3 separate regions of the Mus musculus genome follow, and all the other regions are linked to region 1. Evidence: chromatin loops called from intact Hi-C (ENCODE). Cell type or tissue: left cerebral cortex. All regions are shown on one strand.

Region 1 (8,000 bases):
GTTTATAAACACACTCGCCAAGGTCTACTTGTAGGTGTTGAGACCATGGTCGCAGGCCTGGGTCACCTCTGCAGTCACCCCCCCCCCCCCGCCGCCCCCTTCCTGCTGTGGCGTTTTTGTTTTAACTTATCTGAACCGGTTACAAAACCACACTCCCACGAATACATAAATAATGGATGGGGTGATGTGTTAAAGAAATCCCCACAAGGCCTGGCAAAGCTGCAGTGAATGCATTTCTGCTGTATCATATTTAACTGTTTGCAAACGTCTGCAGGAGGATGCACAGCGCCTAGAGACTCCTGGGCCTATCGCATCTCTCTGTCGAGGGCCTGGCAATTCTGGCATGAGGAGTTACAAGGAGGGTAGGAGGTGGCAGGGATCCTGGGCCTGCAGGATGAAGTGGGACAATGTAGGATTGCACTGCACCTCACTCGGCTTGGCAGCAGCCAAGCATCCATCGGTCTCCCGCCAGGACTGCGGGGGAGAGGACAGGCCCCTTTAAGAGCCTTCGCGCGCCCCCGCCCCGCGAGCGCTCATTTTCCCTAGCAACCGCCCCGGGGGAGGGGGAGGCCCTGGCAACGGCGCTCAGGCCCGGAGCATCACGTGACGGCCCGCAGCTGGAACGCGAGCGCGCGCCCCGCCGAGCGCCCGCCCGCCGGGGGCCTGAGCGCTGGGGCGCGTGCGCGAGCGGTGCAGCACCGGCCGCGGGAGCAGGGAGTATTATGGGCTGTGGGTGCCGCTGAGCAAGATGGAGCTGTCTGCAGTAGGCGAGCGGGTCTTCGCGGCCGAATCCATCATTAAACGCCGGATCCGCAAGGTGAGCCCTCGGCCGGGACAGCCCTGTGTTCCCCGCGGTGGTGTCGGAGCCCGCGGGGCCCTCGGGGTGCAGTGGTCCGGCTAGCCGGGTTCCCTCAGCCACCCCCGCGCCGCCGCCTCCTCGCGTCCCTGCATCTTCCCCACCCCCACCCCCTATTTTTTTTTTTTTCCTTTCTGTTTTTCAGGGACGCATCGAGTACCTGGTGAAATGGAAAGGGTGGGCGATCAAGTGAGTGTCGTGGGTCGTTGGCATGGGGACTGGGGAGGCGGCAAGAAGACACCTGGGCCTTGGATAGGGGGTGCGTGCTTGAGCCCTCGCGGTGTGCCCCTGCCCCTTGGGTTTTCATTTTGCTCTTCTGTACGCGTGACTCGGCAGGTACAGCACTTGGGAGCCAGAGGAGAACATTCTGGATTCGAGGCTCATCGCAGCCTTCGAGCAGAAGTGAGTTGGAGAAGCTGGCAGGCGCGGTGGGGCGCCGCGCAGGGAAGCGGGAAAGGCGGGCAGGGTCGGGGAGTGGGGCCCAGGAAGGGACCCTTTTTCATCTTTGGCGTTTCTTGACTACAGGGAAAGGGAACGTGAGCTGTATGGGCCCAAGAAGAGGGGACCTAAACCCAAAACTTTCCTCCTAAAGGTAACCTGGCCCAGCCCCAGCAGCCCCCGCTCGGGCCCCCAGCCAGGGCGCAGCACAGGGCCGGCCTGCAAGGGAGGGACAGATCCGCCGCTGCCTAGGCGGGCAGGCTTTTCCAGAGGGGCCCCAGCTGGGCAGGGGGTGGTTGTGAGTCCCTGACAAGTCCCTGGCAGCGGGCCGTAGCCAGCCCAGCCAGAGGGGCCTGGGAGTGGGGTAATCAGGGATGAAACCAGGAACTGGGGGTGGGGGATCGACTGTGCTCCAGGAAGCGGGTGAGTGAAGCAGGTGGGGCATACTCAGGGGAGGAGGTGACTGGGAAGTTCTTTTCGCTAGTGAGACCCTTCATCTCCTCCAGCCTTGAACACACTGGCCTGTTTTGTGATTTAGAGTCTTGGAGCTGTTGAGTATAGATAGGCTTACCTCCTGGCAAAACACTGGCCTCCCATGCCCTATAACTGCCCACCTCCTTTGGAGTGTATTCTGTACCTTCTCCCATAGCACTTGGGGGCCCGGCTTGAATTTGACCTTAAATTACTTCAACCTGAATTTGATCATTCACACTGGACTACCAGCTTTCGGGTCCTGAGCCTGTCTACCCCTAATCCTGATATTTCTGGAGGTTCCAATGAAGATGGGGTGGGGCATGGTGAACATAGCCTGTTTGGCAAGAGAGCGAAGAACTTCATGGGAAGCCATCTTGGAGAGTTAGGGGTGTTTTTGTTTTTGTTTTGTTTTGTTTTGTTTTGTTTTTGATGAGGAAGAACAGAGCCTGGGAAGAGGAGAGCAAGACGATCCCTGATGGCCACTTAATGCAAGGCGGTCAGTGTCTGCCTCCGTAGTTTCCCTAAAGAACTAACGATGCCCCAGGTCTTCTCACCAAATTTGGCACCAGCACAACACGGGAAGAGCTCCTTGGAGAAGAGACTGCAAGATGCAGAACCTCTTAATCTCCAATTTGTCCAAAGAGCTCCAAGCTCAGTGGGGGAAGGGTGGACCAGACCCCGCTGTCTTGGCCCCCTGCGCTGTCTTGGCCCCCTCCGCCAGCCAAAAGACTGGGTGTAAAGAATTAGCCTTGGACCAAATGCAAATGTGGCAAAAAAAACCCCTTGGTTTCTGGAATCCTATTGTCGCGTACCCCTACTCCCCCGCCTCTAGCCACGGTGCATCTTCGGGGATTAACTCAGCAACCTTAACCCTGATGCTTGATGGTGGGGAGGGAGTGGGCAGAGCAGCTGGAAGACTGGTGGGCTGTGTTGACAGCTTGTTGGCGCCCCTGGAGCACCCTCTAGTGGTCAAGGCGGTAATGATCTTGAGTATGGATTCTCAAAATGCCCTTTTCTTAAAAGTTGTCATTTCCCATTTGTTTTGGAACCCAGCAGTGCTGAGTCCTCTGCACGAATCATCTCCTTTAATCGTCTCAACATCCCAGTGGAGTTGATAGTACTAGTCCACTTTTATAGGTGGAAGTTGAACACACATCTGTAGGAAACAAGGCTCAGAGATGCTAGGGCAGGGGGTGGAGCTGCCTGCTGTAGAGCCTTAATCCAGAATTTAGGAAGCAGCTGGTGTGAAGGGATGCGGAGGGAGGTAGCTTAGGCTGGACCTGTTGCTTTGTGAGTAAGAGGCAGTTCAGCAGAATACACAGGTTTTTCTGCAAGGAGGAGTGCTGAACATCCTGGCGCCTTCTTGAGATGGCTGCCACGAACCCATTCCACACCATGGAAAAGAAACAGGTTAATAAGGTACCCACCACCACAGAGAGCTAGCAGCAGTGTCTCAATGCTGTCTGCAGTCCTCCCCAAACCCTGTAGCCACTCCTGTCCTGTTAGTGCAGTGAATGTGGCCTGCAGTGATTTCGAAATTCACTAAGCAGACCCAGGGCCTGTCAAAAACCTCCCAACCCAAGGAGAATAACATCTTTTTGTTTGTTTGTTTGTTTGTTTAATACGTGAGTGCTTCTGTGTGTGTGTGTGTGTGTGTGTGTGTGTGTGTATGTGTATACCATGTTCGTGCCTGGTGCCCATGGAGGCCAGAAATGGATCCCCAGAATTGGGAGTTACAGGTATTTGTGAGATGCCATGTGGGTGCTGGGAACTGAACCTGGGTTCTCTGGAAGAGCAGTCATTACTCTTACTCTTGAGCCTTCTGTTCAGCCCGAGAACTGTATCTTATGCAGTATGTTTAGACACTGTAAAGTAAGAGATTTTTCTTTTTTTTTTTTTTAAGATTTATTTTTTATTATACATAAGTACACTGTAGCTGTCTTCAGACACACCAGAAGAGGGCGTTAGATCTCATTATGGGTGGTTGTGAGCCACCTTGTAGTTGCTGGGATTTGAACTCAGGACCTTTGGAAGAGCAGTCAGTGCTCTTACCTGCTGAGCCATCTCGACAGCCCCGAGATGTTTCTTATAAGCCATTTGAAAGCATGTTTTAGGGAAAGCTGGTTTCTCAGAAGCCTGGTACCTACCAAGTACTGGCTGCCTCCAAATGTGTGGTCAGCAGGTGCTCTAATGTTGCTCACAGGAGGACACCATGGCAGGGACTCACTGAGATGGCGCAGAAAGGGAAATGAGGTTTGGACTGTTATCTTGGGTCCACTGTTTGCACACATCCTGACACTCCAAGGACCACCTGTTTCCCCCCCTCCCCCGTAGGAGCTAGCTAGTCAGTGGGGGCTGGAGAGATGGCTCAGCAGCTAAGAGTGCTATTCAGTCAGAGTACCAGATTCCCAAACACCTGCAACTCCAGCTCCGGATCTGATGATGAGGAAGTGGAGGCAGGATGCAGCGTGAGAGGATGGCAGGTCCTTGTTTTTGAAGAGATCCCTTAAGCTCCCCCATCAATGTACCTGGGAGGGGTGTAAGGGGCCCCTTGTGGAACTCAACTGGACAGAGCCCTGGGAGCTAGCTGTGTCTGGCTCAGTGCTGCCACCTAGTGTCAGTTAGTGAATGTGGACACTCCAGCCTGGATACAGAGCCCCGTAATCTTCAGATGTGTTTCTTGTCCCTTGAGGGTTTGGGGCTCCCTGGTAAGAAGACATCTGTTCACTATAAGCCAGGAGACCCCTGACTGGTCGTGATCTGGGTTTGTCAGGAGGTGTACAGGTTTTCTCTTTGTACTCATTAAGCATCCAGTGTGTGGGGACTGTGGATGGAGAGTCCCGCCCACCCCCAACACAGATTCTTTCTGGGGACCCCAACAAATTATCCATGGGAGTAAGCTCCTCCTTGGTGCCCCTAACTTCTCCTAACTAGACTAGAGTGTCACAACCGAACCCCATGCTTTGCCCCATGGTGGCTGGGGTTGCTATTAGAGTCAGGATTCTTGTCTTTCCCTATTTGGTCCTCAGCCACAGCTGTCCACTCTTATCTTTGCATCCTCTGAGCACTGGGATGTGGCCTGCATGGGTCTCTGTCCTCATGTCCCACCCTGGCCTCAGAAACTGCTGGGATTCTCTCCATATCCTGGCAGTGTCCGGTCTGTTTTCCTCTCTGCGTTCCATAAAGTCACCACCTCCTGCTAGGTAGCCCGTGTCTCTAGAAAGTAGCACCTTATGGAAGGCATCCTTCAGAGTAGAGCTGTGCAGCTGGCCCTCATCCTTAGAGAAGGAAAGGCTGGCTATGGAGAAGTCGTGTCTGCTCTCTGTTCTAAGTCATCAGGCAAGGGGTGAGCTGGTGTGGGGCTCTTGTGAAGTCACTAGCAGCTGAGCTGCTGTTGGGTCCTGGGGCTTTTCAGAGATCACACTTACCTCCACTCCATTGTCTTGTGCCCACCCACCCGAGGCCTAGGCTAAATTCTCACACTGGCTTCTGAGTATAGGCCTTTGAACCGTTGGTGTGAATGCACTCTTGCCTAGGGTCAGGGCAGAGAGTGGCTGGAGCAAGGGCCTTTCTTGAAATCATGGTCATCTGAGGTCAGGGTGAATCTACTCTGGCACCAAGAAAATTAGCCCTTGGAAGAGTCCCAGGCTTGCCTGGGATCCGTAACAGGGAAAAGGGTTCCTCACAAGGTCCCTGTCATTATTGCTGAAGCAGCAAGAATGGCGGGGTAGTGGGCATGGGGAAGGGTAGGGCAGTGCGCACACACGATGACTTAGGGGTAGTAAAAAGACCTTAAGAATTACCTAGCCCTTGTAGACAAATTACACACCACCGCCTCTCTGGACTGGTTTCCTGTTTGGTTTGCTTTGGTTTTTTAGAAGAGTATTATGTAACCCATACTATCCTCAAACATACAGTGTAGCTGAAGATAACCCTGAACCTACGGTCGGTGCACCTGCCTCCATTTACAGGTGTGCCCCCATGTCAGGTTTATTTGGAGCCGGGACGGAACTAGGGCCCCGCGCATTCCAGGCAAGCCTGAGCTGCACGCCCCAGTGCACTTTCCCTTTAATTGTCTGAAGGGTCATAAGTCACTGATTGTTCTGGGTACTCTTTCTGAACGTGTACTGATGGAGCTCGGGGCTATCTGGCACAGGGGTGTCTAGGGACCGCGGGAAGTCTTGAGGTCCCACACACGCCCCTTTGCCCGCAGGCCCGGGCCCAGGCGGAGGCCCTCCGCATCAGTGATGTGCATTTCTCTGTCAAGCCGAGCGCCAGCGCCTCCTCGCCCAAGCTGCACTCCAGCGCTGCGGTGCACCGGCTCAAGAAAGACATCCGCCGCTGCCACCGTATGTCTCGCCGTCCCCTGCCACGACCAGACCCACAAGGGGGTAGCCCTGGCCTACGCCCACCCATCTCGCCCTTTTCTGAGACCGTGCGCATCATCAACCGTAAGGTGAAGCCCCGGGAGCCCAAGCGGAACCGCATCATCCTGAACCTGAAGGTGATTGACAAGGGTCCGGGAGGTGGCAGCACTGCGCAGGGCACCGGGGCACTGGCCCGCCCGAAAGTCCCCTCGCGGAACCGGGTCATTGGGAAGAGCAAGAAGTTCAGCGAGAGCATGCTCCGTACCCAGATCCGCCACATGAAGTTTGGCACATTTGCGCTCTACAAGCCCCCTCCTGCCCCTCTGGCGCCCTCTACTGCGGGCAAAGCCGATGTGGCCTCCTCGGGGCCTGGGCTGCTCCTGGCCACCCCAGCTGCTGCCCCCTTTGACGCACACAGCTCCAGCTCTTCCGGCTGCCCCTCACCCACACTGCAGTCCTCTGACCCAGACGATGCACCACCCAAGCTACTCCCGGAGACCCTGAGCCGATCTGTGCCCAACTGGCGAGAGTCAGAGGTGCTCGATCTGTCCATCCCTCCTGAGGCGGCTGCCACCGGCCAGCGGGTGCCTCCTGATGTCACTGGTGCTGCGGACCAGGCGCTACATACAGCTCTGGAGCCCACAGGTGCTGGCTCCTCCGAGCCTGAGGCTGGGGACTGGCGCCCCGAGATGTCGCCATGCTCCAATGTAGTTGTCACAGATGTCACCAGCAACCTCCTGACCGTGACCATCAAGGAATTCTGCAGCCCGGAGGATTTTGAGAAGGTGGCCGCTGGGGTGGCAGGTGCTACAGGGGGCGGGGGTGGCACTGGGCCAAGTAAGTGAGGGGCTTCCTCAAGGAGGGGGGCTTTGGGGGGCCTCCTTCCTGGAGTCATACTTGTGCTCCCACCCCGTCCCTGCCCTCAGACCCGTATGCCTGTGCTTAGCTTGCCTCAGATGGCTCAGTGTTGACCCAGGGATAGGGCTGGTAGCCCTGGACTTGGTTAGGGCCTTGGTAGGGCTTAGAAAGGAAGATCTGCTCCCTAGTGTACCTGGCACTGTCCCTGACTGTGCAGGTGGGGCCCACTAGATGGTTTCTGGGGGATCCCCAGAACATGGGGTTCACCTATCCTATCTACATCCCCCCACCCTGCCTCTCCTAGCTTGCTTCTTGCTCTGTGTGCAGTGTTTGGTCTCGGTGCTATCTCGCCATCTGCAGGGCCCCCAGGAGATCCCGCCTAGGGTGGGCACAGGCTCTCACCACCCTGGCACTGAGTGAAGGATGAGGCCAAAATGGGTCCCTCCCTCGACACCATTGAGGGTGGCAGCAGCTGGGCCAGAGGTCCGCTTCCCTGCTTGCCTACGTGTGGACCAGGCCTATGCAGATCTCTTGCCCCACACACTGTCTATCCCAAACCCCCTTTTTGAAGGTGGAGGGGCTGGCAGACATGGCACCCTGCCACAGCCTCTGGGTATCTGAAAACCCCTTCCGTTTTCTACCAAAGGTGCTGCAAGAACCTGCTGTAGGAACTTCTGGCTGTGCATGTGTGTTTGCCCCTTGGCTCCTTCTTGTGTAGATCCGTGTGTGTGTGTTGGGTGCAGGGCCTTAGTTTTCCCTGCAACACCCTTTACGGTTCCTCAGAACAGGGTCGCTGAAGGCGTGGCCTCCCTTGCCTTAGCCAGGCCTGGCACAGTCCAGTCTGTGCGGTTTGTCGTGGAAGCCACAGGCCACTCTGATCCCAGGTTGCTGGGGGACGTGGAGCCACCTCAGGCCCTTCTTGGGATGGTCATCTTGAAGGTCAGATCTTCACTGCAGATGTGGTACTGTGGGGACTGGTAGAGGAAGAGCCCAGCTACAGCCTCCTC
Region 2 (8,000 bases), 100 kb before region 1:
TCTTTATGTCTCTCTTGGGGTACACACTTTTCAAGTGCTCCATAGTCATTGTGGAATCTGGTTACCAATGCAGGCCATACTGATACAGGGGAAAGTGGAGTCTCTTCTTGGGGTTCTTAGTTTCATTTTGTTTGTTTGTTTAAGATTTATTTATTTAATGTGTGTGAGTACACTGTTGATGTTTTCAGACACACCAGAAGAGGGCATCGGATCCCATTACAGATGGTTGTGAACCACCATGTGGTTGCTGGGAATTGAACTCAGGACCTCTGGAAGAGCAGTCAGTGCTCTTAACCACCGAACCATCTCTCCAGCCCGTCTTAGTTTCATTAATAAAAGAATTTAAGACTAGGCTCAAATGAGAGAACACAATCGATTCTGTTAGAGTTTTGGGAAAACTCTGAGCAAGAGGTTAAAGCACAGCAGCCGTCCAGACAAGGATGGAGGAGAGAAAGGAAGAGGCCTTAAATGGAGCTGTCCTGGAGGGCAGTCATGTGATCAACTGACATCTTTGGCAGGGAGGGAAACTTTAGCATAAGCCCAACAGGCTGGAGCAAACGCCCAGAGGGTTAAGAAAAGTGTGCTTAGAAAAAGATAAAGATGGGGGCTGGTGAGATGGCTCAGTGGGTAAGAGCACCCGACTGCTCTTCCGAAGGTCCGAAGTTCAAATCCCAGCAACCACATGGTGGCTCACAACCATCTGTAATGAGATCTGATGCCCTCTTCTGGTGCATCTGAAGACAGCTACAGTGTACTTACATATAATAAATAAATAAATAAATCTTTAAAAAAAAAAGAAAAAAAAAAGAAAAAGATAAAGATAAATAAATAAAGAGGCTGGAGAGATGCCACAGTAGTGACTTATCCAGAAGTCCTGAGTTCCATTCCCAGGAACCATATGGCGGCTCACAACCATTTGTAATGGAATTTAATGCCCCTATTCTGTCTGATGCTCTCTTCTGTCAGGCAGGCACATGTGCAAACAGAGCACTTATTTACATAAATAAATAGATTTTAAAAATAAATAAATAAAAGGAAAAGTTACACATTTCAGAAAATCAGATCGATTTAAGACCCTTGCAGAGGGTGGTTACAGTCTGTAAAGGAGGGCACCCTGGGGTGGACTTGGTTTAGAGTAAGCCCGCCTCCCTAGGGGGTGGTCCTTTAGCCGAAGAGATTGAACCAGCTGGACTGGAATTGTAAGCCTCCACTGAAGCTGGAGACTCAGTTTTCTTGACCCGGAGTTGAGTGTGTGCTTTTCCTACTCTTATAGTCTGGCTGGCCCAGTGTGCACCCGGCCGTCCATCGCCAGCAGATGCCTCCCGCAGCTCAGGCACTAGAGAGGAAATTTGTGGTACATTTTTTTTCCCTTGGTACCTTCACAGGGAGTGAACCATTTCCTTGGGAATAAACCATTCCCTTGTGGTTCTAATTTACTTTGATTTAAAAAAAAAAAAAAAAAAAAAAAAAGCTGGGCTTGGTGGCAATCCTGTAATCCAGAGGCTGGAGGCCAGTGACCGTCACATTCCACACTTAGCTCACCAGGGAGGGGGCCCATTAATCTTTATTCCTCATTGGAATGATTTTTTTTTTTTTTGTAAATGGCTTCCTCATATAATCAAGATTTCCAATACTCTGTAGATTCTTCACTTTTTTATCCTTGGTGTTAGCTAGTTGTATTCTCTCTCTCTCTCTCTCTCTCTCTCTCTCTCTCTCTCTTCTTGGTTATTTTTCCCAGAGGATTGTCAACACTGTTAAATCCTTTCTAAAGAAATAAAATAAAAATCCCAGCACTCTGGAGGCAGAGGCCGGCAGACTCTGTGAGTTCCAGGCCAGCCTGGTCCACAGAGTGAGTTCCAGTACAGCCAGGGCTACACAGAAACCTTGTCACTAAAAACCAAAAGAAGAAAAGAAGGAAAACTGTAGAAGCTGTAGAAAAGTCCATTAGTCAAGGTTACAAATCTCGTTAAAATTTCCGGTCTCTTACGGTCTCTTACTATTTTTCTGCTGGTCTGTTGAGGGCGGGGAGTAAACCTCTGACTCTAATTTGTGGATTCCTGTGGTTTTGTGTGTGTGTGTGTGTGTGTGTGTGTGTGTGTGTGTGTGTGTGTGTGTGTGTTCTTCCCCCACCCCTTCAGCTGTGGTGTTTTGCATGCCAATTCGAAGCCTTTCTCCTGGTAAAGCGGTCCCTTTATTTAGAAGGGGCTTCCTTTGTGTTTGTGATGCGTTTTTTCCCTCATATTTAAATGGCCCCGCCAGCGCCAGTCTCCATCCGGTTACTATCCCTCCTTTACAAACACCCCTTTCGTATTTACTTTGTGCAAACTGCATCAGCTGGGCAATTTCATGCAGCTTCATTTTTTTTTTTAATTGGCCCCAGTATTAGTTCCCTACGTTTACTGAATCACAGAACATTTGAACTTAAATCATGTGTTTATTTTTCTCTCTTCTTGCTTGGTTGCTTTTCTTGGTGTTTCTAACCTTGGCAACTTGTATTCTTAACGGATTTTTTTATTTTGCTCCGGGGTGTGTGTAAGGATATTAGAATACTTGAACTCCGCTCGCTGGGGTTACTCTGCCTCTTGTTAATTTCCCATCTTTTTTTGTGGTGGGGGTCGGGGGGGGGGACGCGGTTTCTGCCTTTTTTTTTTTTTTTGCCACCAGCGTTTTCATCGTCTCTTCCTCATTGCATCAGACCTCAGACCCCTCTGTCCTCCGCCCCACCCCCAGACTTCCCTGAGCCCTGCTTGTCTTGTTCTTGGGTTGGAATTCCCCTTAGGGATAGGGGAATTTCTAGGGTCTGTATTCGTAAATATCTTCATTGTACATTTGTTCTTAGTAGATGTTTCCATGGAATATTATAGTTCTCGGATGGTGGTAATTTTCTCTGGGGACAGGGACATGTCATCCCCTGCCTTCTGGCTTCCTTTGCACTTGATTTGAAAAAAAAAAAAAAAAAGCTCAGGTGCCAATGTAACATTCTTTTTCTCTTTTTTTTCTTCGCCAGACATAGGTGCTTAGAGTTTATTCTAAGAATAGGGAACCCCAGAATGCTTCTAAGCACTGAGTGACTCGGTCGGGTCTGGTGGTAGAAAGCGCACTGCGATCACTGGGCCCCGTGGGGGAGGGGATTGTTGCTAAGAATCCAGGCTGTGGGGGGTGGTGATGTTGAGGGGGAAGCCCTGAGTCTCCTCCAGAAGGTCAGAACAGCAGGAATTAGGAGGAAATGGGAGGAGTTGGGGACGACTCGGACCTGTCCTCAACAATGCCGAAAACTGAAAAGGCTTGGTGCTGGCTCCGGGGTGAGGACTTTTTTCCTTCCACATTTAGTTGAGGCAAACGGTCAGCAAACCAAGGGCGAGGTGGAAAAACCACTGGAGTCCAGGCTGTTGTGGGATCTGCAGACGGCAAAAGTGGGTCTCCACCTGCGACGAGGTGTTAGCAGCGCCTAGCCTGGTCCCTCAGGGAAGGGCGCTCGCGGTGCGTTTTCGCATCACCTACTAAGACTGGTTTGGGTTGATGGGTGGAAGCGTGCTTGGAGCGGGGGACTCAGAGGCACCTGTTCAGGCCTGCTTAGACTACGTACTCCGGGTGGAAAGCTTTGCTGTCTGTCCCTCCTGCCGCGCGGACCCGGCCGGACCTTGTCTCCTTTGTAGGAAAGGAAACTGGCTGTCCTAAAATTCACTGTTTTGAACAAAGTGGCCTCGAACTCATAATGATATGCCTGGCTCTACCTCCCGAGTGCTGGGATTAAAGGCATAAAGTACTACCTCCAACTTTAAAGGTTTTGTCTTATTTCTGAATAAATACTTATGTGTATGAGTGGTTGTTAGCCTGCGTGTACGTATGTGCACACTGTGTATGAGTACATCAGAGGATAGTATGGAATTCCATGGAGCCACAGTTGTGAACCATAATGTTGGAGGTGGGAACCAACCCAGGTCCTCTGAAAGAGCAGAAGTGCTATCTCTCCAATCCTTGTTTCAATGTATTTATTTGTGACAGGGTCTTACATAGCTAAGGTTGGCCTTGAACTCCTGATCTTCCTGCCTCAGCTGTCTAAATACTGAGATTACTTGCTTGCTAATCTCGGCTTTAAGGCCACTTCATTTCGGACCTTCTCAGTCTTTAGGGGGACTTGGGAAGACTGATCACGTCCAGCCCAGAAGCCGAACTGAGAGATGGGATGGACCTTAGACTGCCAGGAGCATCAGACCTGCTGCCAGCTGCCCAATTTGGTCAGCAGGCGGGGTTAAGGAGTAGGGCGTGGCTCCGGCAGCGAGGGGGCGGAGCTGACCCTCTGGGCGCTTTCAGAGGCACGCGCGCGCGCACCCGCTCTCTGGCGCTGGGGAAAACGTTGCGCAGGTTCAAAAATGGAACGTCGGCGGCGTGAGGGAACACTAGGGGGTGTGCGCGCGTGCGCGTGCGCGCCCGGACGAGCCTGACGGGGTCCCCGCCGTCCCGAGCATCGCGCGCAGCCGCCGCGGCCCCGCAGCTCCACCCCCGGCCCAGCCCGGTCCGGTCCTGGGCCCACTCGCCCGCCGCCCCGCATGGAGCTGTCAGCCATAGGCGAGCAGGTGTTTGCGGTGGAGAGCATCCGGAAGAAGCGCGTGCGGAAGGTGAGGCTGCTCGGGGGCGGCTCCCGGGACAGGGCGAGGTTGCCTCCCGCTCCTCAGCACCGCCCACTCCAGGTTGGGCAGAGCAGAAAGTGGTGCAGGGGTGACCTGGGGACCCTGGGCTGCCTGGCGGGTCTCCACATCCTGTTCCTCACTTTCCCCACCACTATGTAGGGCCAGTAGAGTTAAAGTTGTTGCCCTCGGATGTTGGTGCATCCGAGGCCACCTGGGATGGAGATGAAGATAGGACTAGAGATCCTGAGTTCTATTCCGTCTCGTTCCCTTTACGCTCACTTTCGAGGAGACTAAAGCTCAAGTTGATGAAGCAACTTGCCAGTGCGTTAGAGTCAAAGTGAGTCTCGAACTCGGCTCTCTGGATATTTAGTACCAAGTCCTTTGAAGTTGGCCGCAGAGCTTTAGGAAAGTCTCCTGTGGCCTCTGAAGTTTTCTTATTGGACTTTGACCTTCCCGATCCCAACCCCCCAGGGCACACCTTTCTTCTCCGCTCCCATTCCTCCCCTCCCCCAACCTTCCAGCCGGGTGCTGCTGCCCTGAAGCCTGGGCCACTGTTGTTGGGACATCCTCAAAGCTCCTCCCACCTCTGCCAAGGCCTTACACTTACACACACACACACACACACACACACACACACACACACACACACACACACACACACACACCCTGAGATTTAAGGAGGTGGTTTTGCCGCGCTTAGGGCCGCACACCTCAACCTGCAGTTTCCTGTCCAGACCTCAAGTCTGCGATCTTTGTGCACGTGCTTGCTGATGGGCTCTTCCCAGAGTGAACTTGGAGCTGGCCATATGCAATGAAAAGAGTTCCTGTCCTGGATCTAAGGGAGGGTCCCCTCTCCTTTTCTCCTTGCCATCTGTTTCGGAGGCTCCTGAAGCCACCTTTTTTCCATTTGGCTTAAGTGCAGGCATGAGAGTGTCTGCTGTAGCATCCTCAGCACGGGTTCCGGTGGGCCCAAGGTAGGTGGCTTGGAGCTTGGCGATCTATTGATTAGGGCTGCTTTCTTTCCTTGCTGTTTCTCGGTACTAGACTGAAGCGGGTATAGACATCATCTCCTCTAACAAGGAACAGAGAGGTGGGTCAGACAGGGGACTCATTCGCTCAACTCAGCACTCCCAAATCTCTACCGAGGCGGCAGTGTACTCTAGAGCTCAAGGCTCCCTTTTCTCTCTCAGAACTGGCTTTCTGGCAGAGGACAAGGATGCAGGATGAACGAAGGATGCAGGAGAAAGGAAAGGTGGATGCCTTTGGTGGACAAAGGCTTTTCATAAAGAGCTGTCCACTGCGTGGTGCTGGGGGGGACTCTTTGGCAAGGTGGATCAGAGAAGAGGAACTCAAAGCTCTCCCATGTTGATATTTCATCCAGTGCATGGTGCTGGATGAGACACTTAGAGACCCCTTTCCCTTGAGGCTCCAATTTCTAACAAGTGGAGGGCCTGCTGGGCTGCCTCTACCTGAGGCTTTTTTTTTTTTTTTTTGAAAGTGAGGAATCATGGTCCTGGCATGGTGGTCCTTCAGCCACCGCACAAGGCTCTACATGCACAGTCCCATGTGGTCTCAGTTTCTCTAGGATTCCAGGGATGTCTGGGACCAGATAATACTCCCGTGGGGCAGCAAGGAGGCCTGTAGGGATGTCGCATGGTAGCCAGAGTTTTGGGGGGTATTGACTCCAGGTTGACAATCTTGAGGTTCACAGGTTGGTGATACTGTGTTGTGGCAGAGGGTCCTATTGTCCCGCAGGTGGTGGTAGAGTATGTATGTCTCACCCTATCTCCTTTCTTTTTTTCACAGGGCAAAGTTGAATATCTGGTGAAGTGGAAAGGATGGCCCCCCAAGTAAGAGTCCTTTGTGTGTCCCCTGTCTGTCATCCTCTCACCAGGCTGGCCCTAGCTCCTGTTGCTTTTTTAGCAAGCATTCCTCAATCACCAGCTTTTCTAGGCCTTAATTCCCCCCTGGTAAGGGGTGGCCTCCTTATCCCCTCATCCTGCTCCCTTGCTGGCCATGAAGCAAAGGCCCTAGCATCTTGGCTTCGGAAATGGCTGCAAGCCAAGGGGAAGAGGTCCCCATGTGGGGCAGGTTCAGTGCTAGGTGAGAGGGGAACCTTGGGCAGTGGCTCCCCAGTCCTCACTGCATTCAGGGTAGGGAAAGGCAGAGCCTGGGTCATCTTGGGTTTGGATGGTGCTCCCTTGCCTACCAAGTAAGTTATCTTTTTTTTTTTTTTAATTTTATTTTATTTTTAAGTAGCTCTGATTCTGAGCTTTTCAGGTGAAGAGACAGAGTCAAAGACAATGAGCAACTTTCCTTGGGTCACACAGCCAGGGGAGGCAGAGCAGAGCCTGCTCATTTCCAGGCTTCTCTGAATTTCCAGTATTCTCTCCTAATGTTGTGGGCTAGAGAGCTAGGTTTGATACACAGCACAGCCGGTGGGCCTCTGGTGCTGAGACCTAACCAGGAGTCTCTCGCTAACCAGTCACCTCCCAGCAGAGAGTTGCTGCCGGTGAGAACAGGCTAGATATAGAACCTCTCTATTGGCTTGTGAGTGATCTGCTCTGCCTCCTGGACAACCCCTCTGCTTTCCTGATGGCTCTGACCACCTCTGGACAGGACTTTCTTCCTCTGTCTGTGTGTGGGAGGGGTGGAGGTGGAGGGCTGACCTTGTGATTGGATCCTGAGATAATCATGGAGGGATGGTGACCTGGGTATTGGTTCAGGGTGGACTGCAGGCAGGCATCCAGGTGCTGTACCTGATGACTGACAGGCACAGCACATGTTGTCTACCCCCTCCCCCATCTTCCATTCCCAAATGCCCCTCCATTGGTCACTAGTGGTCAGTGTCCTCAGAGGTGCTCAGCTGCGCTATCTTCGTTCATCTGCAGCTGATCATGTCTACAGCTTCCCTGAAGAGAATGGGAGCTAGTGCCTTGATAGCCCTCCTGTTTGTGTCTGCTCAGAGCCACTTGACTAGATCATCTGAGAATGACACCTTCTCTCCCCTTTGCTGCAGAACTTAAGGCCTGGCTGTCCTGTGGCCACCTGGAAGCCCTTGGACAAAGCCTCTGCCTCTGTTTGCAAGTCTTCAAATACCGAACCCCCAAAGCATCTCCTAGAGCCAATTGTTCTGGGATTTGGACTGATAGTACAGGGTGGGGTGGGGTGGGGTATAAACCCTGCTTTCCTTTTGGAAGTAAAGATTCTATTCTAAAATAGGAAAAATACTACCTTCTAAGGGGAAACTGAGGCTCAGAGAGAGAGAGAGATCATTACAGGACCATAACTGCCAACCCCCACAGCAAGCACCCAAGGCGCCTGTGGGAGGCAGGTCAAACTGCCAGGGTGCCCCACCTCACTGGGAGA
Region 3 (8,000 bases), 84 kb before region 1:
AGCAGGCAGGACTGACTGGACCTGGCCCCTGCCCATTCTGCTATAGCTAGCTAGGCAGGTGCACATGCGCCCTCCTAAAGCATCCTGCTTCAAGCGTGTGGGGGGATGGGCAGCGTGCTACCATTCACGACTTCTGACTGCCCACTCGGTGCCGAGTGGTGCCTGTACCTCACCCGTGTCTTTGTTCCATGGCTGCAGCAGAAGCAGACCTGACCAATGGGCCGCCTCCCTGGACACCCACGCTCCCCTCAAGTGAAGTTACCGTGACTGACATCACCGCCAACTCCGTCACCGTCACCTTCCGCGAGGCTCAAGCCGCCGAGGGCTTCTTCCGAGACCGCAACGAGAAGCTGTGAATAGCGGCTTCCCCTCTTAAAACTGTGCTTCTTGGGGCTTGGGTGAGGATTTCCAGAGACAGGAGGGGCTGGGAGCAGGGTAAATATTTTTATTTTTTAAAAAAGTAGAAGCACGGGGAAGACCCCAGCACCCGCCCTTGCTCCCCGACGGTTGTTTACAAAGAGGCCTCAGAAACAGGGGGGGAAGGCCAGTGTTGTCTGGGTCTCATCTCCTGGGCAGATGGGGACAGGCTACCCTGCCCAGTACGCCTCTGTCATTATCTTTCAGAGGCTGATCCGTGGAGCCGGAGGAGCCCAGGAGGTCCAGACCTTGCCTCAGGCAGTCACCCCAGCTTTCTGGTGGTGTCCCTTCCCTGTCCCTTGCCGTGGGTCTTTACTATGAACTTTCCACTCCAGCCTTGTGGTGGGACACAGAGGCCGGCCTTGGCCACCGGGGACAGGATCAGGACAACCGGCACGGGCTGGACCAGGGAAGAGGCTGCCCACCAAGCCTCCTCCGAGTGTGCTGTCTCCCTGCCATTGGCCTGTGTAGAGATGCCCATGAACACATCCGGACACCCCAACATGCACACCTTTAGAAAACTGACCAGTTGAACATGACACCATTCACAGCACAAACAGAACTTGCCGCGGCACCCTTGCTCCGCCTTGCACGTAGGTCATGTGACAGGATCTGTCGGCTGTCATCTCCGAGCCGCCAATTGGACCAGGCTTTGGTGTGCAAGGTGCAGATGCTTCCACACAGGCTCACAGCCACCTGGCCCACCCTTCCTCCCACAGGAGTTCACATTCTTTCTGACTCAGGTGACTTTCCAGCCCCGCCCCCCAATTTCTCTGCCCTCTCCTGCCAATCAGCCGATCTGGGCACCCATGGGTGCCAGTGGTATGTGGGCAGTCAGGGAGGGAGTGTCCCACCACTTTCTCAGGGCAGTCCTTGTCTTCTTTGTCCCCCTCCCCACCCAACCTGAATGGCATGGCTAAGGATGGATGACCCCTCCCACCTTGTGGGGGTTGAACATGAATCAGGTTGCACACAAGTGTGTGGTCCTGATTTGGCAAGGGGGGGGGTGCGGTTTGCTGGTTTGCACAGGTGCCCTATAGGCTGACAGCTTCCTACCTGAGGACGGCTCCCTCCCTTGTCGAGAGCACATTGCTCACACACCCGCTGCTACCATACGAACCTATATGGCTGGGTCCTAGCAGCTACCAATTCTGCTGTGTCTTTAGGAGGCCAGCAGAGTCAGTATGAACAAGGGCAGGATGACTTCTAAACACTACCCTGCCCCGTGTCTGTCTGCGACTCTATCCTCTTCCTTCTCTAGTCCCTGGTCTCCCCCTCCTTTAGTCTTAATGGTCCAGGGTTAACTCAGTGCTTCCGTTGGTGGCCGTCATCTGTGGGTGACCTGAATCTAGAGGATGTCTGGGTGGGCCAGAGAGAGGAGAGACAGGAACCTCAGCCAGTAGGCTACAGGAACCTGGAGGTGGGGAGACCTTGGTGTTCTTGAAGCCCCAGCTCCCAGAGAGGTGAGGGTGGCTGGAGCTTTTCTTTGCTGCTGGGTTTGATGGCCCACCATATTGGGGGACAGAATCCCTTCGGTGTCATGCTTCCCATCCCTAGGGGCATGGGACTAAATGCCTGTACAATTTGAATTTTGATCATGAGACCCCAGGGGGGGCTTTCCAAGCAGCTGCCTTCTGTCTTTTGCAGTAGGCGGTGACCTTTTATCTCACGGGGCCCTTTATGAAACCCACCAGTCCCTGGAGATTGTGGACTAGGCTGGATATCCCTCAGGGTAGCCATGTAGCTCTGAACTGCTGGAAACTGGCCGCCTAGGGAGAATGGCAGAAGGCTTCGAGTGGCTATACACAGGCTTCTCCTAGCCTGAAGCTACCCAAGTGGACAGTAACACGCCCCCTCTCCACCCACATACACTAACCCCATACAGGGCCAGTACTCCATGAGCCAGCAGTGGCGACCACCTGCCTATCTCTTAACCCCTCCCCCTGCATATTTGAATGTAGAGGTTGGGTTGAACTTCCCCCTCCCTGGGTTGGGGTGAAGATGTGCCTCAACCTCTGGTGTGGACACTTGTGCAGTGCCACAGTTGAGCCCATTTGGCCCACGTGGTTCTCATCTGGTAAGATGGTGATCTTATTGCCAAGTTCCTTCCACCTCCTGCCTACCGAGGAAGTAGCTCGGTGTCAGCGAGGTGGTATCGATTTTGCTTTATAAATGGCGGGCCAGACCTGGCCACCAGGTCTTTGCGCAAGACCGCTTCCTTTGCACACAGAATGAGCTACGAGCTTTGTTCAGACGACCTGAATGTATTGGGAGGAATTGGGCATAGGCCTTCCCCCGGGGGGAGTGCGATGGGAAGAGTAAGCAGGTGTAGGCTGCAGTTTTATTTTTGTACTGATATTGGTAAAAGACTGTATAGCATCTATTTATTTAGATGATTTATCTGATAGATGAGGCAAAAATTATTAAAAAATACATTAAAATGTCTTTAGAGACTTCTGTGTGTCTGGTTGTTTGTTTTGATGGTGTGATAACTGTGTGATACCCCACCCTTACCCTCAAACCGTAGCCCAGGACTCCGTGCCTCCCAACTATAGTCCATGGTATGGGACTATAGACATCCAGTCTTCTGAACCCAATTAAAATCAGCTGAGGAGAGAAATGAGCCTAGCGTGTCAGGGCTGGGCCTGTGGCCGTGAACCTTGCGGTTCCTCTATATCTTCTAAGAGTAGCTGGTTCTAGAAGACTGGGTGTCAGCAGCTTGAGTGTTCAGTCTCAGGCTGGAGAACCAGGTCAGTCATGAGGCTGACGCGCACTTACATGGACTCTGCACACCTGACAAGCTCGACACAGGCAGTGCAGAAAGCATGCACTGCTTAGTTCTCTCGATGGCCTGCCCTGCGCGGCTGTACAGGCAGGACTTGACACCTGCAGAGGAACCTTGGGTATGTCCGTCCACAGCCAAGATGAGAGGTGATGTCAGGAGAGCCTCTGGAGGTATGGTGTCCACTGCTCTACTGAGCTCAACTCCACAGAGGGCCCACAATCTCCAAGACTCTGCAAAGAGGTGGCCCATGACAATAACAAAGGAGACAAGCTTCTTGGTAGGATGGCCATTGGTCCTCGGAGCTGGTGCTGGCCCCAAGGTTGCAGTGGACAGTATTCATCTCTCTCCTTCAGTCCCCACAGCTGGCATTTCCACAGGTCAGTGCATTCATCAGAGGGGTCCAGAGCCCTTTTATCTTACCAGGCCATGCCTCTGATACTGTCTGTCTTAGTCTCCACCGGGAATAGGAATGGCGAGGCTACTCAGCTCCAGCTTCTGGCAAGCTCCTCTCTCCTGGATTGGAGGCAGTAAACCTCGGGGTCAGTAGCAGCCTTGCAGCGATGAGATACTATGTTAGCGTTGTTTCTTCCATTGGCCCACTGGTTGTGGGAGGCAAGTACCCAGCTTCAGCGGCAGGGTTTTGAGGCGCCCCCTGCACTGCTCGCCTGGCAGCAAGGATGTCTCTGTTCTAAGGAGCAGAGTCTACATCTGCATGAAGGCCCTATCTAGCCTCCAGCCCTTGCCATTTCCTGACTGGCAGCATTCAGCATTCACTGGGCACCTGTTCTAGATCTTACAGAGATGCCATCTGCACACACACACACACACACACACACATACACACACACACAGGCTTTGTAGCACATTGTCCCCACAGACCAGCTGCCCTGGATAGTATTGCACGGGGTGGGGCGTTGAGTCTGCGGACCAGGCCCACACAGCTGCATCCCCCCTCACTAAGAGATCTTTGCTGACTGGAAGTTGCTGCAAGGGAAATGCTTATGGGGTAAGCCCAGTGTCTTGTTGCCCATAGATGGCAGCAAGGACCCAGGTAATATGTACCCAAGTCTGAGTAGGTGTTGGAACAAGCACATATGAATCACTGTAAAGTTGTGGTCCTCAACCTTCCTAATGCTGCAACCCTTTCAGTTCCTCATGTTGTATTGACCCCATCTAATCATAAAATTATTTTGTCATTACCTCATAACTGTAATCGTGCTTCTGTTATGAACTGGAATGTAAACACCTGATCTATGGCTTGCCTGGGGGTCGCGACCCACAGGTTGAGAACCATGGCTCTGAAGGGCCGGGTGTCCCAAGGTGACCAACCACCTTCTACACTATCAAGCAACCTCCCTGAGGCTCAGCACCATTTGGGTCCCACCCCCAGTTCTCACCTCTGACAGATGAGTGGCTTTGAGGCAGCTTTGGGAGGGGCTGTCTATGAAGAAGTCTCACTTAGCCTCCCCTGCCCGTCTCCCTGCCTTGCCCCAGCGGCTGTGCCATTGGGCAGATGCTTTGGTGAGGACTGAGGCTGGCATCACCCACTGTGATGGAGGCACAATGAACCCCCTCTCCCTCATATTTCCTGGGAGTCCTCTGTGGTCCTTTAGAGCACAACCTTAAAGGGCTGCAGGAGAGATGGCTCAGTGGTTATAAACACTGAGTGCTCTTCCAGAGGTCCTGAGTTCAAGTCCCAGCAACCACATGGTGGCTCACAACCATCTGTAATGGGATCCGATGCACTCTTCTGGTGTGTCTGAGGACATCAACAGTGTACTCACGACCTTACTGCTGGGGAGGCCAAAGCAGAAGAAGGATCAGAAATTTGAGGCCAACCTGGTCTATATCTTGAGACCCTGTTTTAAGAATAAATTATTAGAAACCTGGACTTGAGTCAAGCATGGTCCTACCTGTCTTTAAAAGTATTTTCCAGTCGGGCGTGGTGGCGCGCATGCCTTTAATCCCAGCACTCGGGAGGCAGAGGCAGGCGATTTCTGAGTTCGAGGCCAGCCTGGTCTACAGAGTGAGTTCCAGGACAGCCAGGGCTATACAGAGAAACCCTGTTTTGAAAAAAAACAAAGTATTTTCCAGCAATCTGGAAGTAGAGGCAAGCAGATGTATATACGTTTGAAGCTAACCTGATGTACATTAGAGAATAGCATCCAGTCAGGATCACAATAGGGGAAACCCTGTCTCAAAAGCCAAACAAAAAGCCAGGCACAATGGCCACCCTTGCTTACTATAACTGCAAACGTGGACGCAGAACACAGGAGCTCAAAGTCACCCTTGGCTCATGTCCTGGAACCCTGGGATGTGCTCTGTAGACTGGACTGGCCCCCCAGTCAGAGATCCACCTGCCTCTGCCTCCCGAGTGCTGGTATCAAAAGTGTGTGCCATCACCTCCTGGCCCAAGCTATGCAGGGACTTTGAGAATTACCTCGGTTATGTGAGACTTTTTAACAAAAAAAAAAAAAAAAAAAAAAAAAGATAAGACAACAATGAAAAAGAGGACGAAATTAAGAGGATCAGGGAATTGTTCACATTAAATCCACTCCAAGCTTCCACCACCTCAGAGACCCAAGCTGTCCTAAAGTGTTTTCCCGCACGTTACCATCAGCCCCCACGGGTTCTGAGTGGATGGGGTTGGGGAGGGGGGAGGCTGTCTTCACATACAGCTTCTATGGCCTCCACATCACTGTGGTGGGACTGGTACCAAATGTCCCGGCCTGCCTGTGACCTCTGTCCCACAGGTGCCTGCTGAGCTGGCCATGTTCCCATGTCCTTTAGGCACACTCCAGGTACTACATCTTTGGGAGGGAGTCTATTCCATGTGCAGTCTGAGCTGATAGCAGGGGCGGGAGAGGGGGAGTGTCAGCTTGTGGGGCCTGTATCCCTCTGGGAGACATTCTCCTCGTGCATGATGCAGTTGCTCCTTCTAGGAGCAGTCAGACTGGTGAAGACTGTGGTCCACTGTGCTGATTGGTTGTCAACTTGACACAAGCTACGATCATTTAGAAGGAGGGGTCTTCAACTGAGGACATGCACGCATGTCCCCATCAGAATGGCCCTGTGGGTATGCCTATGGACTAAGAAGCATTTTCTTCATTAATGACTGACATGAGAGGGCCCTACCCGCTGCGTGCGGTGCCTCCACTGGGTGGGTGTTTCTGGGGTGAATAAGAAAGCAGAGTGAGGGCTGGAGAGATGGCTCAGTGGTTAAAGAGCACCGACTGCTCTTCCAGAGAGGTCCTGAGTTCAATCCCTAGCAACCACATGGTGGCTCACAACCATCTGCAATGGGATCTGATGCCTTCTTTTGTGGTGTGTCTGAAGACAGCGACAGTGAACTCATACATAAAATAAATCTGAAAGAAAGAGAGAGAGAGAGAGAGAGAGAGAGAGAGAGAGAGAGAGAGAGAGAGAAAGAAAGGGAGAAAGAAAGAGAGAAAGAAAGAAAGAAAGAAAGAAAGAAAGAAAGAAAGAAAGAAAGAAAGAAAGAAAGAAAGACAGGAGGGAGGGAAGGAAGGAAGGAAGGAAGGAAGGAAGAAAGAAAAGAAAGAAAGAAAGAAAGAAAAGAAAGAAAGAAAGAAAGAAAGAAAGAAAGAAAGAAAGAAAGAAAGAAAGAAAGAAAGAAGACAGAGTGGGCAGGCCACGGGGAGCAAACCACTAAGTAGCAGTCTTCCATGGCCCCTGCTTTTAGCTCCTGCCTTGGTTTCCCTTCTTTGATGGATTGTGATTGGGATGTATAAACCAAATAAGTCTCCCAAGTGGCTTTTGGTCATGGTGTTTATCACAGTGATAGAACACCAAGACTTGCTCTGGCCCCCATCTCCCACCCCCCACCTCCGGCTTTCAGACCTCTAGGAATCTACACTGTTGGAGCCAGAGCTCCCCGCCTGCAGAAAGCTGTGCGCTCAAGCTGCCACCCACCCATCTACCTCCCCAGTGCCGAATCATACCCCAGAAAACCACTAAGAAAGCAACAATGTGTGAACACTGTGTTTTCCAAAGCAACCAATTGAATGGGAAAAGGCTCCGCTCTCACAGCCTTTGCTGACAGCACGCAAAGCTGACCGAGGACCCTGGATTGTTGGTGCTGCCTGGCTTCCTGCCAGTTAGGCAAACACCCGACCGCTGATGGTGGGCTTGGTTCGGGTTCTGCCTGGGATTTTGAGGATTGAAAAAAATGTCTTACTCAGTTGGTAGAGTACTTGCCTAGCATGCAGAGCCCTGGGTTTAGCCCCCAGCATCACAGAAAATGACCTAGTGGTACCCACCTGTGATCCCAGGCACCAGAAGATCTGGAGTACATGGTCATCTTTAATGCACAGTGAGTTTGAAGCTAGTCTAAGATGCATGAGACCTTGACTTGGGAGGAAAGAACATTAAAAAAAAAAAAAAAAGATTATAAATATATGCTCTCTGCACGTACACCTTCATGCCAGAAGAGGGCATCAGATCCCATTACAGATGGTTGTGAGCCATCATGTGGTTGCTAGGAATTGAACTCAGAACCTCTGGAAGAGCAGACAGTGCTCCTAACCACTGAGCCATCTCTCTAGCCCCTGGGGGAAAATTTTTTTAAAAAAGTGTCCTTCAGGCCTGGCAGTGGTGGTGCACACCTTTAATCCCAGCACTTAGGAGGTAGAGGCAGGTGGATTTCTGAGCTCAAGGGCAGCCTGGTCTACAGAGTGAGTTCCAGGACAGCCCACCATACCTGGTCTGAAGGAGACTTTTTCTTTCTATTTTTCCTAACCCTGAACACTAGTACTGGGGTCCCTCCTGGCTTTGAAGT

What was found. Hi-C counts contacts between places; a loop is a spot of excess contacts. Peaks named below come from ENCODE experiments on the same cell type or tissue, not always from the same donor. Only the 100,000 strongest peaks of a DNase experiment are listed, where the experiment ranks them.
Region 2: a loop joins it to region 1, with 2.7 times the contacts of the local background. A loop is called at or near these places in 19 of 42 quality-filtered maps.
Region 3: a loop joins it to region 1, with 2.4 times the contacts of the local background. A loop is called at or near these places in 21 of 42 quality-filtered maps.

What each region holds. Positions count from the first base shown.
Region 1 is chr15:79,826,960-79,834,959 of GRCm38, reverse strand. It overlaps Npcd (neuronal pentraxin chromo domain), which reads left to right and starts at 627. Exons shown (of 9, transcript NM_001013362.2): 1 at 627-817; 2 at 1,002-1,045; 3 at 1,193-1,258; 4 at 1,382-1,448; 5 at 5,982-6,272. The coding sequence starts at 749. It overlaps Cbx6 (chromobox 6), which reads left to right and starts at 627. Exons shown (of 5, transcript NM_028763.3): 1 at 627-817; 2 at 1,002-1,045; 3 at 1,193-1,258; 4 at 1,382-1,448; 5 at 5,982-8,000. The coding sequence starts at 749. The coding sequence ends at 6,980. In left cerebral cortex, CTCF peaks have their summits at 2,731 (motif pointing left), 3,714 (motif pointing right), 4,382 (motif pointing left), 6,463 (motif pointing left) and 1 weaker place; DNase peaks (open chromatin) are centred at 5,787, 6,041, 6,507, 7,302 and 9 more places; H3K4me3 peaks cover 5,278 bases; H3K27ac peaks cover 5,790 bases.
Region 2 is chr15:79,929,067-79,937,066 of GRCm38, reverse strand. Cbx7 (chromobox 7) reads left to right here and starts at 4,421. Exons shown (of 7, transcript NM_144811.3): 1 at 4,421-4,619; 2 at 6,438-6,481. The coding sequence starts at 4,551. In left cerebral cortex, a CTCF peak has its summit at 4,352; a DNase peak (open chromatin) is centred at 4,330; H3K4me3 peaks cover 1,349 bases; H3K27ac peaks cover 1,055 bases.
Region 3 is chr15:79,910,675-79,918,674 of GRCm38, reverse strand. Cbx7 (chromobox 7) reads left to right here. Exons shown (of 7, transcript NM_144811.3): 6 at 199-398; 7 at 625-2,868. The coding sequence ends at 356. It also overlaps a transcript of Apobec3 not described here. Among named protein-coding and RNA genes, the nearest start is that of Cbx7, 18 kb to the left of the region's middle. In left cerebral cortex, CTCF peaks have their summits at 4,225 and 7,656 (motif pointing right); DNase peaks (open chromatin) are centred at 4,202 and 7,175.